2 separate regions of the Homo sapiens genome follow, and region 1 is linked to region 2. A link is a loop called in an ENCODE intact Hi-C map of the cell type or tissue named here. Cell type or tissue: Caco-2. All regions are shown on one strand. Region 1 overlaps GABRB1 (gamma-aminobutyric acid type A receptor subunit beta1). Region 2 overlaps GABRB1 (gamma-aminobutyric acid type A receptor subunit beta1).

Evidence for each region. Peaks named below come from ENCODE experiments on the same cell type or tissue, not always from the same donor. Only the 100,000 strongest peaks of a DNase experiment are listed, where the experiment ranks them.
Region 1: it touches region 2 in a loop (11-fold over the local background); 1 of 110 quality-filtered maps calls a loop at or near these places.

Annotation. Positions count from the first base shown.
Region 1 is chr4:47,262,411-47,264,910 of GRCh38, reverse strand. All of the region lies in intron 4 of GABRB1 (gamma-aminobutyric acid type A receptor subunit beta1), which reads right to left. Among named protein-coding and RNA genes, the nearest start is that of COMMD8, 200 kb to the left of the region's middle. In Caco-2, no CTCF peak of the experiment used is centred here; a DNase peak (open chromatin) is centred at 980.
Region 2 is chr4:47,189,415-47,191,914 of GRCh38, reverse strand. The region is part of intron 4 of GABRB1 (gamma-aminobutyric acid type A receptor subunit beta1); the gene reads right to left. Among named protein-coding and RNA genes, the nearest start is that of GABRB1, 160 kb to the right of the region's middle. In Caco-2, no CTCF peak of the experiment used is centred here; no DNase peak of the experiment used is centred here.

The DNA of each region.
Region 1 (2,500 bases), 73 kb before region 2:
GTGCATGATTCCCTGTATATAAAATTCTAGAAAATGCAAACTCATTTATAGTGACAAAAAGCAGATCAGTGGTTGCTTGAAGGTCCTGGGCAAAGAGAAAGATTGATTGCAGAAGCGTAAAAGGAAACTTTGGGGGTGATGGAAAAGTTCTGTATCTTGATTGTGTTGGTAATTCCCCCAGGTGTATACAGTGTATTTGTGAAAATTCATGTAATTCTACACTTTAAATGTATCACTTATTAAATGGAAATTATACCTCAATAACAAATTATTTTTCTAAAAGAGAAAAAAGCAAGGCAGAGGTTTTCATCTCATGGTTTGCATTTGAGACTTGACCTTTGAGTTATATGCTATTAACTGTGAAGCGTTTCAGTTTCTTTAAAGACAAATCCCCAAAGAGTAGGCATACCCTGGGGTGCCCCTGGGATGCCAGTGGTCTGTGAACAGAGGGATGTTAATGGATACTGGATGTTCCAGTATGAGACTATGTAGGCTTACATTTAATTCCTTGCTTTCTCTTTGGTGCTTCACCATTGCCCCATAACATAGGGCCATGAGTCCAAATTCTCTGGTTTATTTTTTCAGCATATAAAACTCTTCTAGCCTTTGAATGCTTGGCGGGGTGGGGGAAGGATAGTTGCTGGGTTGCAAACATTGTAGGAAAAAATACGGGTTTAAGTCTTTCCTATGAAGTCTTTCTATCTACTCTGTTTTCAGCTCCAAGCTCTACCTTGATTTGCTTGTTTTTTTGTTTGTTTCTTTTGTTTTTGAGATAGAGTCTTGCACTTTTGCCCAGGCTGGAGCGAAGTGGGGTGAACTCGGCTCACTACAGCCTCCCTCTTCTGGGCTCAAGTGATCCTCCCAGCTCTGCCTCCTGAGTAGCTGGGACTACAGGTGTGTATCACTACACCTGGCTGATTTTTTTTTTTTTATTTTTTTTGTAGAAGTGAACTTTCGTCATGTTTTGAATTCCTGGGCTCAAATAATCCACTGGCCTTGGCCTCCCAAAGTGCTGGGATTACAAGTGTGAACACTGATGTTTAATAGAACATTTTGTTTCCATTCTCAAGCTTATCTTCAGTTCTAAGGAATGTTATCATTTGCTTTACCACTATCTATTTGTATAGATACATAAGAATTTAGCTTTTCCTTCTCAGCAAACTCAGTGTCCTTTCATTTATAGACTTCTAACCTACAAAGTATTTATTGATATTCCCTCCCTGCTGTTGTTTCCCTCTAGTTCTTTTTGTTTGTTTTGTCATTGAGGGTTTACTTTGTTTTTATTTCTCCTCTATCATTTTGGTGTTTAAAGAGTGGGCAGAGATTGACTCATGTATTCACTCCTCTGTGTTTAACCAGCATTCTCTAAAAATCCCAGTATTTTAGAAATGATTTAGTGGTTTGATATTTAGGAAGCCTTCACAGTGAAGTCCTGGAGTCAAACATGCATCACTTGGTCTCTGCACTTTCCATGAGACTGTTGTTTTTCTCTTCTTCCCGGTGACTTCTTACTTCTCCCCTAGTCATATTTACTGCTTGTGTGTTACAGAAAAGGTGGCTATCCGATGGGTTATTTTAAGAGTTCAAGGTAATCCTCCTTGCATCCACTAAATCTATCTATATTTCATGCAATATTTAATTTTGCCTTAAAATTTTAATTCTTGTTAATGTTAAGCTCTTTTCCATTATTTATTTATTTATTTATTTATTTATTATTATTATACTTTAAGTTTTAGGGTACATGTGCACAATGTGCAGGTTAGTTACATATGTATACATGTGCCCTGCTAGTGTGCTGCACCCATTAACTCATCATTTAGCATTAGGTATTTCTCCTAAAGCTATCCCTCCCCCCTCCCCCCACCCCACAACAGTCCCCAGTGTGTGATGTTCCCCTTCCTGTGTCTATGTGTTCTCACTGTTCAATTCCCACCTATGAGTGAGAACATGCGGTGTTTGGTTTTTTGTCCTTGCAATAGTTTGCTGAGAATGATGGTTTCCAGCTTCATCCATGTCCCTACAAAGGACATGAACTCATCATTTTTTATGGCTGCATAGTATTCCATGGTGCATATGTGCCACATTTTCTTAATCCAGTCTATCATTGTTGGAATTTGGGTTGGTTCCAAGTCTTTGCTATTGTGAATAGTGCTGCAATAAACATATGTGTGCATGTGTCTTTATAGCAGCATGATTTATAGTCCCTTGGGTATATACCCAGTAATGGGAAGGCTGTGTCAAATGGTATTTTTAGTTCCAGATCCCTGAAGAATCGCCACACTGACTTCCACAAGGGTTGAACTAGTTTACACTCCCACCAACAGTGTAAAAGTGTTCCTATTTCTCCACATCCTCTCCAGCACCTGTTGTTTCCTGACTTTTTAATGATCGCCATTCTAACTGGTGTGAGATGGTGTCTCATTGTGGTTTTGATTTGCATTTCTCTGATGGCCAGTGATGATGAGCATTTTTTCATGTGTCTGTTGGCTGCATAAATGTC
Region 2 (2,500 bases):
GGAGATAATTTTGCATTGTTTGTTTGGGTTTTCCAATTACAAGAGTTTAGTTTTTCTACTAATTTGATTTAATTTTTTTTCATCTGTTGTATTTTCAGTTTAGCTAATGTTGCTGGTCCCTTCCTCTCTTCTACACAGAAATGCTAAAATATATAAGACCCTGAAACTAAGCCAGTCACTTCCTGCTTCCTAGTTCTTTCCTAATTTTTTTTTCCTGTGCTGATGAATATTCTGGAAAGGTAGACTAAATTAATTTCTTTCAAAGTTTTCTTTCATTTCCATCATCTGAGTGAAAACACTGTTATCTAAGGGCACTAACAATTTATTAATGAACAAACCCACAGACATTTTCTTAGTCTCATTCTACTCAGCTTTCATGTATACCTTTAATAAATATTTGTAATCTCTGTACCATAATCCATGTATTTCACTAGTCACTGGAAGTGACTGAAATTGGTGAATAAGGTAGAATTGAGTCTGTTCATTTATGGAGTTTTGGAACAGTTAGGGGGTGAAGTAAATGTTGGAGATCTATCTTAGGTAAGATGGTCATTTCTGAGGGGATTGTATTTGAGCTGAAAACTGAAAAATAAGAAATAAACTGCCATGTGATTTTTGAAAACTGCATCCCTGAAAAGGAACAGAAAAAAAGGATCTTGAGGCACAAAGGAGTTACACATGTTGCAATAACTGCAAGAAGAAAACTTAGGGAGACATTTGTCTTCCTTGGCCTTGTTAAAACTTAACATTGGTTTAGTGACTCAATACTCTGCTGATTCTCTGATCTGCTGATCATCTTTTCTTTAGTTATTGTCTTCTGTGTAGGTATATTCTTTCCAGGCAAGAGAAAGAATAAATAGACCATAAATGCTTTGCTGGGAGCTTAATGACCCGAAAAGACCTGATTTTTAAAAATTTGACAATTCAAGAAATAAAATGTGCAATGTGAGTATGAGGAAAAATTACATGTACAAGTTAGATCTGGCTCCAGCAGTTGCAGACCTAACAGTAAAACATCTGCCACAGTCATTGGCATAGACTAAGTTTTCCATGCTCACAGTTCAGTGTGCTGGTTGAAAGCCTGAATACTCAACTGTGCTCCCTACGATCTCAGGCCCCACCCAAATCTACTGAATCAAAATATATGTTTTCACAAGATCACCAGGTGATTCAAATATACATTAAAATTTTAGAACCAGGAGGGCTTGGAGTCAAATTGGCTGAGGTTTAAAGCCTGGTCCTCCTTCTTATTACCTATGTGGCCTTGCCCAACTCAACCTCTTAGAATTTTAATCTATATCCCTTTGCTTTTGTTACCAAAAGCATATATTTACTATGCTTTGAAGTCAGGGATTTAAAAGCCTTTGAAAATGATTGTGATGGCTTTCAAAAGCACAGATAAAGGATATGTGTAGGTGCTGACAATGATCAGGTTTGTTGGAAGGATCAATAAAATAATGTGCATAAAGCCGTTAGCACATAGTTTACAGTGGTTTCCAGTATGTGCACAATACATGATAGTGAAGCTTCTCTTGTTCACCAAACCAATTACAAATTAACCAACAATTTAATGACTTTAGATAGAGTTGGGTATGGTTAGCAGAGAACAGGTGGCAGTACTTATTATCTCCACTGTTGAGTAACCTGCTGGGATACACATCTTATGACACATAACAATTATTTTCTTAATTCATTTTCCTAATGATGGCTTTAGCTGCATTTTCAGGGAAACCTTGTCAGGTATGTTCACATTGTTCTATTCACCAAACCTGGTAAAGCTAGAAGATTAAGGGAGTCAGATAAAATAGGAATTCAAAGTTCCTTCTAATTAAATTATTCTGGTTTTTAACCTGCTAGAGAATGAGAACAAGACCAAGATTGCTTGAAATTGTTTCTCTGCAGTTTCCAAATCTTTCTGGAATCATGAATGCCAGCAGAGCCACATCATAAAAAGATGGGCCACTGGACACTAGTGAGAGCCTTCAAAGATGTCTCCATCTTTGCATAATAGTATGTTGTACAACAGAGCCTGGGAGCTCACTGCATTAAAACACAAACAAAAAAACATAATAGTCTGATTCAATCCACAAAGTATTGAATACCCACAGTTTTAGGAACTCTGTTAGTTTCTGGGGAAAGAAAGGTGAATAAAAACAGGTACTCTACCTTGAAGAATTAATATTCCAATGTGGCAGTAAAGGCAGACTCTGAACATGTCGATAAAAATGTTTAGCTCTTCAACAAAACCTCTGTTTAGGAATGCGAATCAACTATTAAAAATACAGCATGGCAGATCCATAAATGCAGGGACTCAATCCTGCCCTCAATAAGGATAGAATATAAGAAACTATCCGATACCCTCCATAAATGCAGAGACACAATTCTACTTAGAATTCTACTTAGAATTGAGTCTCTTCATTTATAGAGGTTATTGGATAGTTTCTTATATTCTATCATCTCATATTCTATATATCATCTTATATCCTATCATGTTTCTTAC